Linked DNA regions of Mus musculus: region 1 is linked to region 2. The links are chromatin contacts, found by Hi-C or POLR2A ChIA-PET in ENCODE. All regions are on one chromosome and are shown on one strand. The core of a region is the stretch at or near the end of the contact, and the rest is flanking DNA. Distances in the headings are between cores, read along the strand shown. Region 1 holds the start of Ltbp4 (latent transforming growth factor beta binding protein 4). Region 2 overlaps Numbl (numb-like).

What was found. Hi-C counts contacts between places; a loop is a spot of excess contacts on that map. ChIA-PET counts read pairs that join two places held with the same protein, here RNA polymerase II (POLR2A).
Region 1: POLR2A ChIA-PET joins it to region 2 with 56 read pairs in embryonic stem cell. The contact joins the promoter of Ltbp4 here to the enhancer-like site in region 2. A Hi-C loop is called at or near these places in 5 of 37 maps with a recorded cell type or tissue (adrenal gland, heart and mouse embryonic stem cell). POLR2A ChIA-PET finds 5 or more read pairs at or near these places in 4 of 5 experiments (Patski and embryonic stem cell).

What each region holds. Positions count from the first base shown.
Region 1 is chr7:27,329,548-27,335,553 of GRCm38, reverse strand. It overlaps Ltbp4 (latent transforming growth factor beta binding protein 4), which reads left to right and starts at 1,906. Exons shown (of 30, transcript NM_001113549.1): 1 at 1,906-2,199; 2 at 5,236-5,427; 3 at 5,736-5,983. The coding sequence starts at 1,950. It overlaps Gm30543 (a long non-coding RNA gene), which reads right to left and starts at 5,744. Exons shown (of 2, transcript XR_391221.3): 1 at 5,665-5,744.
Region 2 is chr7:27,281,665-27,287,998 of GRCm38, reverse strand. It overlaps Numbl (numb-like), which reads right to left. Exons shown (of 10, transcript NM_010950.2): 10 at 5,849-6,334. Among named protein-coding and RNA genes, the nearest start is that of Numbl, 26 kb to the right of the region's middle. Within about 2 kb of position 2,843, at least 1 of the 3 ENCODE cell types and tissues checked has a DNase peak (open chromatin) inside an H3K27ac peak, as active enhancers do; it is heart, where a contact is called at or near this core.

The DNA of each region.
Region 1 (6,006 bases), core at 657-3,156, 48 kb before region 2:
CCCTGATTGTCTCTAAAGCTTCCTGCAGGGTCCGGAACTGCCCACCTGCCAAGTGCACAGGTCTAGAGGGGTGCCTGACCCCAACACCTTCGGTGCCCAGCCCCAGCCGCAGTCCCGTGGAGAAGAGTCAGGTATCCCTCAACTGGCAGCCACTGACGTAAGCATATAATTCCTCCCCTTCCAACACACACACACACACACACACACACACACACACACACACACGCACGCACGCACACGCACACTGGCCTTTCACTATTAACTCATTGTCTGTGTTTCTGTTTATTCTTCCTTGCCTGGCTGAATCATTGGGTCTTTGCTTCTTGATCTGTTTCTGTCTCTACGCCCCACCCACTTTTCCCTTCCCATCCATCTCATATCGCTTCTCTTTCCATACCCTTTTTTTTTTTTTCTTCTTCCATAGTCCTTTCTCTGAAAGTATTTCTCTAAAGATATCCCAAGCCTTGCTCCCAATAAAAGGGCTGGGGGCAATGTTGGGCAAACCCACTCCTGGAAGTGCTCCTGGCTTAGGAGGGTTCCCCCCCCCCTTGAGGTGAGGAGGCCAATTTAATAGTAGTGACAGCCTCTTCCACCCTCTTCCACCTAGTTTGCAGGAGGCCCGAGCTCTGCTGAGGCAAAGGCGGCCCCGAGGGCCGTGGGCCCGGGCATTGCTGAAAAGAAGGCCCCCACATCGCGCCCCTGCCGGCCAGGCCCGGGGTAAGAACATCCGCCCTTCCTCCGTGTAGGGGGTGGAGGGGGGTGGTTCCGGGCCAGATAAAGCCGTCTGGTTCCCACGGTGCTGCCGCCGCCTACCAGTCCCCTATTGTAGCTTGGTCCACCCCACTCCCCAGGATGCGGCCACCTCTAGGGACCCCTGCGTCCGGCAGTATGAGGTGAGCCAGGGACAGAACTAGACGCAGGCCAAAGGCGCTGACCCATCAGGGTGGGGCCGGGAAGCCAGGCGTCCGGGCTCCCGTGGCTGAAGAGGGGGGCAACTCGCCCAGCAGAGAGCGAGGCTGAACCAGTCCAGACAACAAAAGCGATTGTGCGGGTTGGCGCCTGCCCCGGCACAAAATGCCCAAGATTGCGGGACGGCTGGGGGCCAAAGACCTTTCCCTCTTACATGCCAGACCGTCCCTTGACCCTACTTTTACTACAGCCCGGTACCCCAGATTAGAGCACTCTATAGACTCAACTACCCTCAGAAGCCCTCTCCTGCTGTGTGGCCTTCAGCCCAGATGCATCCCCCTCCTTCCTAAGGTTTTCCAGATGTGTGCCCCAGGCCAGATGTGAGGACCCCCGCCCACAGCTTTATTCATTCTGACCTCTCCCACCAGGTGTAGAGAGTCTTGGTGTGCTGTGGCGTCTTCAGGTGTAAGCGCCTTAGTCTCCTCTCCAGAATTCAGCTCCTCTAATTCCTTTATGTGTCCTGTACACCGACCCTTCTCGTCACCCACAGATGTACCATCTTGCTGCCCAAATGTGCCATCCTTGTCCTCTATCTAGATGAAGCCTCTTCCCCCCCACCCCCTACCCCCGTGCCTGGTCAGAGGATCAGTCTTCAGCTGGCTCCCCAAATGCGGCCCCCATTACTCTAATGGATTTCCTCTCAATGGATTCAACTCTCTCTGGGAGCAAACCCGCCCGCCCCCACCTGTTCCCTTCCCTGCTACTCCCCATAGGCCCCATCCACTTGTTGGAGCACGGGTGGGAGCAGAGGGGGCGCCCTCCCCTCCCCCCTGCGAGTCTAGCGCCCAGCCTTCGCGCCTCTGGCTAAGCGCCCAGCCCCACGCGCCCCCGCGCGGCCGCCCGGGAGGGAGCGATGGGGAGGGGGGGCTGAGCGGGGGCGCGGCCGCCCTCCCCCGCGGGCGGGCGGGCGAGCGGGCGGGCGCGGCCGGGCCCCTCGGGCGGGCTGGGGCGGCGGCGCGGTGGAGCGCGGCGCTGCAGCCATGGCGGGCGGCGCGCAGCTGCTCTGGGTGTCGCTATTGGTGCTGCTGGCGCAGCTGGGGCCGCAGCCCGTACTGGGCCGACCCCGAGAGCGTCTTCGCGTGCGCTTCACCCCCGCTGTGTGCGGCCTGCGTTGCATCCACGGGCCCACTGGCTCCCGCTGTACCCCGACCTGCGCGCCCCGCAACGCCACCAGCGTGGACAGCGGCGCGCCCGGCGGGGCGGCCCCGGGGGGACCCGGCTTCCGCGCCTGTGAGTGCGGGATGGTGCTCCCAAGGGAGGAGTGCCCGGAGGGAGGACCCTGGAGACAATGCCTTAGGGAGCAGGAGCCCAGATTCCATGTACAGAAATGCTGGGGACTCCGTGGGGTCTTTGAGGAAGGGGGCTCTGAATTCCTTATTTGGGGAGTGGATCTCCAGGGCGCTGATTTCAGGAGCATTGAGTGTTTTTGGAACTGTGGTGTCCCACGTGAACGGACTGAGACTAGCTTTCATCCCTTTCAGTCAAGGCGAGGATCTTAGGATCTGGGAACTTTTGAGATGGGGCCCAAATTCGCAGACTGTGCGTAGTGGGTCAGCAAGGAGTGTTTCAGAGTCGCATGGGGTGGTGGGGCATATCTCAAGTTTCTAGGTCTGTCTTTGAGTGGGGGAAGACTAGGAAAGTCTGGCATGGGACTGCTTGTGATGAAGAGCTAAGCGGGAGGGGACCCAGGAAAGACGGGGTGCCTTTCGGCAAGACCTGAGTTACAGCGGTTCCACGTGCGACAGATATCCAGATAGGAGGCCTGAGGAAAGGGCGCCCCCTGGGGGAGGAAGGGACCGGCTTGCGCTTCAGCTTCCTCTAGACAAGGGGAGCATTCTGGGGTTCAGGTGAGGTCAGGAGGGTGCGCCACCTGCTAGCCCAGAGTGTGGGGATGGACTTGGGGGTCGGGTTTTCATTGCTTCTCACCCCTTACGCCCTCCGGAATGGGGAGTGGGGCCCCTGGCGCCGAGAACTCGCCCAGGCTGGCCCCCAGCCAGCCCAACCCGGCCGGCGTGAGCTCATCTCCCGCCCGAGCCCCCGCCCGCTACCACTCCCTCTCTCCGCCCCTTCCTCCCTCCTTCCTTCACTCTCTCCCGGCCCAGCCCCAACTCGCCCGTGCCAGGCGCCGTGCCCAGACGGGTGCCAAACCCCTGGAGGCACAAGGAGGAACATGTGAAGGCGGGCTGACCTCGGCAAGACCCCTATGTCCTTAGCTTCCTGTTCTTCCAATGTTGTGGGACATGAAGTTAGTTTTGCCCATTTAGCAGCAAGCCCTCTGATATGGGCACCCTGAGCTGGGAGTCTGTATTCAAGGCAAGGGCAGGCAGTGAAATGACTTAAGAGACTAAGAAATGCCCCTAAACGTGGTGGCTTCCTCCCATCTGAGACACTTCCATTTTTCCAATCTTGCTTCTTTGCTGAGCCCTTCTTAAGCTCTGCCCTTAAAAAAAAAAAAAAAATTAAGGTACCTGGAGTCCAGGTTTAACGCTCCTGACAGGAAATCCGGGTTTTTGGATCCCGGATCCAAAGGTCCCTCTTCACCCAGGGGCAAACACTACAGGAACTCCTCCAGCCCAGTTTCTTCTCCCTCTTTGGAGGTACTCCTCCAAGCTGCGCCCCTCCCAGGAGAATTCTAATATTGTCACCCAGCGGCTTCTCGCTTCCCCTGAAACATTCAAGCATGAGCCTTAAGTGGAGATACTTCTCCCCCTCCAACATCTCCCCCGATTCTCTTCCCACGTAGCTTCATTTTTCCTTCTCTTTCTAAGGTAGCCTTCCCAGACCTATCCACACAGGGCCATTAATCAAGACTCGGGGCAACCAGATCCTTGGCTAGGGAGGAGTAGGACTTTCCAGCGATTCCTAAGGTCCCCGCAACTTGAGAGTTTTAACGTGCTAGAAACGATCAGACTCCACTTCTCCTTGTCCTCAGCTCCCTCACATGGGCCACACCCCCGCCTCCAGAAAGTACTAGTCCTGTTTTCTAGGCAACTCTCCGAAAGGACTTGAAAGACTCTTGGTTGAGAGCCTAGATTTGTTCTGAGCTAGCCTCACCCTGCCTCCTAGAAAACTTGGGTTTTCTTTGAACCTCAGAGTACTGCCTCCATGCTCATATCTTCCAAAGACGCCTGTCCCTTGATTCGTCTAGACTGAGGTGGCTCCCCTCTGCCTCCTTTTGTATGGCTGTGGCTCAGAAAATCACACACACACACACACACACACCTCCCAGGACAGCCCGGGCTGTCTGCTCCCTCCTTCCCCTGAGTGCAGCTGTCTCCAGCTGTTTTCGGCAGCCCCATGGGAGGAAGGGAGGGGGGTGCCCTCGAAAGACACGTCCGGCCTCCTTTGGCTCAGCAGTCCGGGGCTCCCCAAGGGTCCGGAATGCGGAGACGACGCCCTGCCTCCGCTGCACCCCTTTCTTTGTTTACCCCACCGCACAGCTGGCAGTGCCCCGCCCAGAGGTGGCCAAGGGCCCAGAGAGGGCGCGCGGAGGGGAGTAGAGGCGCGTCCCCGCTAGTTGCCCCGCCCGATGCTACCGGAGGCCGGGAGGGAAGGCTGAAAAGCTGGCTGTGGGCGGGGCTAAGGCGCCTAGCTCGCCCAAGAGTGGGAGGGGCGTGATTCGGAGCAAATCAGAGGGAGGAAAGTGAGTAGGCGGGGCTAAGGCTAAGGTACCTGGGTTAGGCGGAGTTTACAATGTCAGGTAGAAGGCCATGTGGGCGGGACTAGAAAGGGGTGCCTAGCCAATGGGAAAAGCCTGAACTTTTTGGATTCCAGCTGAGACACAAAAGGGAAACTTCGGTTTGTTTTGAGCGAAGGTAATCCAGTGGGCGGGAATATCACTGTTTGGGCGGGGCTGGGACGCCCGAACTTAAACAGAAAATGGGAAGGAGAATGAAATAGAGGGAGGAGGCTGAGTAAACCCACCTAAAAGGCGGGACTATGTGATAGTCGCGCGACTTGACCCACCCGACATAGTCAGCCAGATTTGGGGAAGGTTGTTGTGGTAGCATACTGCTATAATCCCAAAAATTGGGAAGCGGAGTCAGGAGTCAAGAGTTAAAGCATTGGCTATATAGTGAGTTTTCGAGACTAGCCTGGGCTACATTAGTCCCTATCTTAAAACAAAAGCAAACAAACGGGAAAAGTCACCTACGATGGAGAGATGTAAGGATGGTGTACCTTGAGGCCCTCGTTTCAGTGCTGGGTACTGAGTTAGCTGTCTGCCAGGCACAGTACTGATATTTTGTATCCTTGCTTTCTTCTCAGTCCTATGTCCCTTGATCTGTCACAACGGTGGTGTGTGTGTGAAGCCTGATCGCTGCCTTTGCCCCCCGGACTTCGCTGGCAAATTCTGCCAATTGCATTCTTCGGGGGCCCGGCCCCCGGCCCCAGCCATGCCGGGCCTTACCCGCTCCGTTTATACAATGCCACTAGCCAACCACCGCGATGATGAACACGGTGAGGAGAATTTAGCCAAAGGGCCTCTGATCCCGCTTTCCTCAAGAACCTGACCGTTCTCTGACCAAGTTTGTTGCCTTCTCTGCTACCCTCCTAAGATCGGTTTGGTGGCTTCCACCTGTAATCCCACCACTCGGGATGCAGAGGCAGGAGGATCACTGAAAATTGCAGGCCATATTACATTACCACGCCACCCCACCCCCACCTCCCAATATAAAGTACCCATCCTCAGCTCACCTCTCCAATCTACTCCTAGCAAGTCAGAGCTCGTGTAGATATATCCCATTGTCCATCTTGCCTCTGCTCAGGAGTAGCATCGATGGTGAGCGTGCACGTGGAGCACCCTCAGGAGGCATCAGTGGTGGTGCACCAAGTGGAACGTGTGTCGGGCCCCTGGGAGGAGGCGAACCCTGAAGCCCTAGCCAGGGCTGAAGCGGCGGCACGGGCCGAGGCGGCGGCGCCCTACACAGTGCTGGCACAGAGCGCGCCACGCGAGGACGGCTACTCAGACGCCTCCGGCTTCGGTTACTGTTTTAGAGAACTGCGCGGAAGCGAAGTGAGCCGAGGCCGGCGGGTGAG
Region 2 (6,334 bases), core at 1,594-4,093:
TTGACTTGTTATTTCCCAAACGGTGCTGGGGATGAACCCCAGGGCTAGGCAAGTAAGTGTTCTAGTGCTGAGCCACACACTTAGTGCTTATATGGACAATGTTTTTAAAAAGATTTAGTGTGTCTGTCTGTCTGTCTGAGAGAGAGAGCACATCACAGCGCATGTGTGAAGCTAGAGGACAAGTTTTGGAAATCTGTTCCTTCTTCCACCATGTGTGTTGTGAGAGGGGAATGGGACCCAGATTTTCAGGTTTGCTGGAGTGACCTTGTTACCAGCCCAAAACAATTTTTTTAAATCAGTGATAACAGGGGTTGAATGGACATATTTTCTCCACTAGTTTTTTTTTTCCAACATGACTTTAAACTATTACTATTCAGTGTGCATGTGTGTGCCATGGTACACATATGGGGGACAGAGAACGCAACTTTAATTTTTTCAAAATTATTTATTTATCTTATGTATATGAGTGCACTGTAGCTGTCTTCAGACACACCGGAAGAGAGCATCAGATCTCATTATGGATGGTTGTGAGCCACCATGTGGTTGCTGGGAATTGAACTCAGGGCCTCCGGAAGAGCAGTCAGTGCCCTTAACCACTGAGCCATCTCTCCAGCACCTCAAACACCTATTTTTGATGATGGTTCTTAAATGTTTTAACATTCCTTTTAGCCCACCACTCACCAGAGGTAGTGGGAAAGAAAGGATATGGGGGAAGTGGACCTGTTTAGAAAGGTTCTTTGGAGCAGCTCCCATCTGTGTTGTCTGGAGATCAACAGTTCAGTTCACAGGTCAGCAGTGGCAGCTCAATCTACTCGCAAACATTTCATGGATACATCAGCAGTCCAGTTTAGTAGAGTCGGGTTAGCAACAGTGGTGATGTGACCTAGCAGAGACAGCCAGGCCCCAGCCTCAGCTTGAGTCAGCAGGAAGGACCAGGAGGAATGCCTGGAGAAGTTCTAGGCTGTGCCTCTCTCAGGGAAGCGAAGATCAGAGAAGATGTGAGACCCACAAACGTTACACAGCTAGCTGTACCAGCGAGCCAAGCTCTGTCCCCATCACTGTCTGCCTAGTCCTATTTATGCCCTCCAAACATCATGTGTTCTACATGTGTCATGCCTCAGCATGCGCATCTGTCTCAGCTGACATCACTCTGCCAATCAGCCCAAGTCCTGGGAAGCAGCAAGAAACTGCAGCACACCACCAGAAGTTTTTTGATGTGTTTCTCTCTATGGCATCCCAACAAATGCAGCTCGACTCTGCAACGTAAGGTGAACCAATGCATGTGTGTTGTTAGCAAAGACTCGCTCATCACGTGTCCTTTTACGTGCTTGCTTTAGCAGAACATCCTCTTTCCTGTGTCTGTGTCAGTGAAACGTCCCTTCACGAGTTCACCTTAGCCTTTCACACCTGTGTCCACTTTAACAAAATGTTCCTTCACCCACGGGCCCCAGCAAAACACCAGCCAACACAGCTGCCTTTCCAAAGAACCCTTAAGTTTCCACGTCCGAGGACAGTCCTCGGGAGTTTATCTGGGACTCAGGGTGTTGGACTTGTGCAGCAAGCATCTTTTACTAGCTAGCCATGTCCCCAATGGGACTTCTGAGTTCCCTCAGGGTAGGTTCTGTGTCACTGCAAAAACCTTAGCATGCAAAAGAAATATTTTCCCAACTTGGGGTGGTGCGGAGAGTTGTGCATAGAGGAGGGATGGAGACTTAACAGGCATCAGTGATTGCCTGGGGTGGGATAGGAATAAGGAGTGACTACGCATGGGTGAACAGGTCATTTTGGAATGACCTTAATGTTCTAAAGTAGAATTCACAATGATGGACGCTCAACTGTAAAATCGCCATCGATTATGAGATCATTTAAAATGTGAACTTTATAAATAGATTACATCTTGCTTTAGATTTATTTAATATACGTGAGTACACTGTTGCTATCTTCAGGCACAACAGAAGAGGCAACGGATCCCATTACAGATAGTTGTGAGCCAACATGTGGTTGCAGGGAACTGAACTAAGCTAGATGTTATGTCTGTGCACTAGGTATGTGCAGTGCCTGCAGAGACCAGAAGAGGGCAATGAATGGCCTAGAACTGGATGGAGTTACAGCCGCCACGTGGGTGGTAGGTTTTGAATGGATCTCTCAAAGAGCAACCAGTGCTCTTAACCGCTAGCTATCTCTCCACCCCACCCCCCAAGTAGATTATATCTTAATAAAGCCGCTGGACAAAATAAAATCTGTGAGGCGGTAGTGATACTCCGCAGAGTCAAGGGTCGGGGGTGGGGGAGTTAGAGTGGGATGGGGCTAAGGAAACAGTCAGGGAGGGTGAGATAGGATCCCAGTCAGAGTGTGGGGGAAGCAGGCAGAGAGCTGGGAGCAGGGTGGGGTGCTGTAAAACCATAGGCAGTTGGATTGCGGGGAGCTGGCAGAAAGTCTGGAGTGGAATGGACACACAGACAGGATGGGGTGAAAGCAGAGGGTAGGGTGGGATGAGTGGATAACAAAGATCATAAGATGGAATGGTAGATGCAGGCAAGAAGTGGGGGTGGGGCGCAGGCAGAGAAGAGTCCCGTCCTGATTTGGCAGGCTCGCGCTGACAACGCTGTTTTATAGGCGTCCAGCAGAATAGCCAGATCCGAACTAGGGGAGTCAAAGAGGGCTTCCCAGAGGAGCAAGCTGCCGAGCCAAGGCCTGAGGGATAACGTTCCTCCTGGCTCTGACGACAGTTGTTTTTTCCAAAAATGATGTTCTGCCTCCCAGTCCTTTTGAGTGTAAGTCCTTTGCTAAGCCAGCCCTCAGGCCACTCCATCGCGGCGCAGCCAAGGTCACCAGGGGGCGCTTTCCAGCCGCACTCCACCCTCTGTCCTACTATGCGCTATCCTATCGCGAGCGCAGGATTCATAGCTCTCACAGCTAGGGTTGACTGCGTTGGCCGCGGCCGCCGGTAGGAACCAGTCCTCTGCAGCATCCGGAGGAATCTAGATTCTCCCAGCTTAGATGAGAATAAAGGACTGAACAAGGATCCTGGGCGCTGCTCCTGGGAAAGAGGCACAAAGGCCGGGCTCCACAGTGGCTGGGAAGCTTTCCTAAGCACTAGGTAGGAGGTGCCAAAGCAGCCAGTAAGGATGTCCCTCCAAATGATGTAATCGGAGGGTTTATCCGGGTTTCCTAGTTTTATTCTGATAAGGCTGGCCTTTAACTCAATGATCCTCCTGCTTCAGCCTCTAGAGTGCTGGGATTATAATCATATGCCACACCGGGCTTTTTCCTGGGTCCATTCCGAGGGAACCTAAGCCTGGGGACAGGAGGTGGGGTGAGGGGACCAGACTATGAGTTCTGTGCAGGAAGAGCAAGAACCTCCATGCAGGCCATGGGAGAGAAACTGGTCCAGTCGGGTGGTGGTGGGGGGGGGGGGGGGCTGGGGGCGGTAGGGAGGTCTTGATGAGATGCCCATCTTTGGCGCTACCTCTGGCGTTCTCCACCTGTTTGCATGTGCATGGCTGATGAGGGGCAGCGCTGAAAGACCTCCTTGGTAACAGGAAAGGCTGTGCAAAAATCAGCCTGGGGTTCCCACTGACTGAACAAAGGCTTGAGGGTGCCCAGATGAGGCTCATCTCTAGCAGAGCCCTCTAGCCATGCCTGGGGTCTGCATCCCAGCACAGGTGTTGGTTAAAAGTCCCTGGTGCTGGGGTAAGTTCTTGACGCTAGATCCCAGCCTGTTTCTACCCCAGCTTCAAGGCTGGCCAGAGGCTGGGTTTGAGTCCCAGCTTCTTCCTTCTTCCCAAATCAGGTGTGTGACCCCCATTAACAAATAGGAACAGGAGCTGGAGAGATGGCTCATCAGTTAAGAGCACTGGCTGTTCTTCCAGAGGTCCTGAGTTCAATTCTCAGCAACCACATGGTGGCTCACAACCATTTGTTATGGGATCTGATGCCCTCTTCTGGTGTGTCTGAAGACAGTTGACAGTGTACTCACATACATAAAATAAATCTTAAGTTAAAAAACCAAAACAAAACCGTTGTTGGTGGGATTGCAAGCTTGTACAACCACTCTGGAAATCAGTCTGGCGGTTCCTCAAAAATTGGACATAGTACTACCGGAGGATCCCGCAATACCTCTCCTGGGCATATATCCAGAAGATGTTCCAACTGGTAAGAAGGACACATGCTCCACTATGTTCATAGCAGCCTTATTTATAATAGCCAGAAGCTGGAAAGAACCCAGATGTCCCTCAACAGAGGAATGGATACAGAAAATGTGGTGCATTTACACAATGGAGTACTACTCAGCTATTAAAAAGAATGAATTTATGAAATTCCTAGGCAAATGGATGGACCTGGAGGGTATCATTCTTGAGTGAGGTAACACAATCACAAAAGAACTCAAATGATATGTACTCACTGATAAGTGGATATTAGCCCAGAAACTTAGAATACCCAAGATACAATTTGCAAAACACATGAAACTCAAGAAGAACGAAGACCAAAGTGTGGACACTTTGCCCCTTCTTAGAATTGGGAACAAAACACCCATGGAAGGAGTTACAGAGACAAAGTTTGGAGCTGAGGCGAAAGGATGGACCATCTAGAGACTGCCACACCCAGGGATCCATCCCATAATCAGCCTCCAAACGTGTCTCTAGCTGCATATGTAGCAGAAGATGGCCTAGACAGCCATCATTGGAAAGAGAGGCCCCTTGTTCTTGCAAACTTTATAGGCCTCAGTACAGGGGAATGCCAGGGCCAAGAAGTGGGAGTGGGTGGGGAGGGGTGGGGGGTATGGGGGACTTTTGGGATAGCATTTGAAATGTAAATGAAGAAAATACCTAATTAAAAAAAACCAAACAAATAGGAACAGAATATCGGCTTGCACAAAACCATGTTATTTTAAGGGAGTACAAAATATAGTTTGATATGCATTTATCTTTTCTTTTTGCAGCACTGGGAACAGAACCAGAGCCCCATCTATGCTAGGCAAGCACTCTATCACTGAGCCACAGCCCCCATATTTGGGGTGTGTGTGTGTGTGTGTGTGTGTGTGCGCGTAGATAGAGCCTTGATGCTTCATGTTGCCCTGGATCAAATTAGCTATGTATCCTTGGATGGCCTTGAACTCCTGATTCTCTTGCTGCTAGCTTCCAAGTCACCAGGCTCAGCTCCCCAGTCATTTTTTTTTAAAGGTCTCATCGATTATGTTCAGTGACTTAAGCAGTAACACAGGGGTTTGAGATGCTAGTGGACACCAAGTATGGGGCGCACATCTCTAATCCCATCACTATAGACACAGAGGCTGGCGGATCTGAGTTCTAGGCCAGCCTGGGAAACATACTAAGACCTTGTCTCTCGAAACAAATAAATGAAAAACAAAACACACCCAGGAACTGCCAGGGGAAACTTTGGCCCAAGTTTTGGAAAGTGAGACCGACCGACAGGCCTTTCCCAGGGTGGTCCAAGATGTGTTTTGATGAGCCACTTGGAATGCTGATCTCAGACCAATTAGCAATAACTCACAATGTGCCTGACTCCTTGGTTTCAAGTCTGTTAATAATTAAGAAAGCAATGATTAACTGTGGGCTCCCTCTACCATCTACACGGCAGATGCTGATCACCAAACCATGACTCAGAGGTCAGGTTTAAAGCTCAGGGACATGTTTAAAATGACAAAAGGCTTTTTTTTTTCTTTGAGCCAGGGTCTCACATACTCCAGGGTGGCCTCAGAGACCCACCATAAGCTCAGGATCTCCCTGCTTCCGGGCCCCCAGTGCCAGGATCACAGGCAGGGACAGCTATGCGGTGGGAGAAGCTCCACGCAGGGCCCTCCGCTCGTATGCACACACCTTGATTTCCCAGTGGCCACCATTATATTCTTCCTTTATTGGCTGTCCTTGTATAATACAAATCTGCAAGTTTAGATACAAAAAAAATCTGGAAATAAAAGATAGAAAAGTACCCGCCAGGCACCCCCTTCTTCTTCTCCTGGGACCCCTCCCCAGCGGGCACCGACATGAGGTAACAGAGTCTTCATCCCTCCCACCGCCCCTCTCCTGGGCCCCCAGTCGGGCCCCACCCCGTGAGACCTTGGCCCTCCGGAAGACACGCCCCGAATCGAATCGGGGAGGGGGCCAGGGCAAGCACAGCATTGGCAGTGAACACAGCGTGGGCAGAGAGGAAGCCCTTAGCTTGTGCTGTGTGTATGGGACAAGGAGAGGACGGACCAGGCTTAAGTGGGCCTCCCTCCTCCACCCTGCCCAACACTGGAAGGTGGAAGGGCACAACAGAAACTAGGGAAAGTAGCTTGAACAGAGGGCATTCCATGACTGGGGCTGGGGAA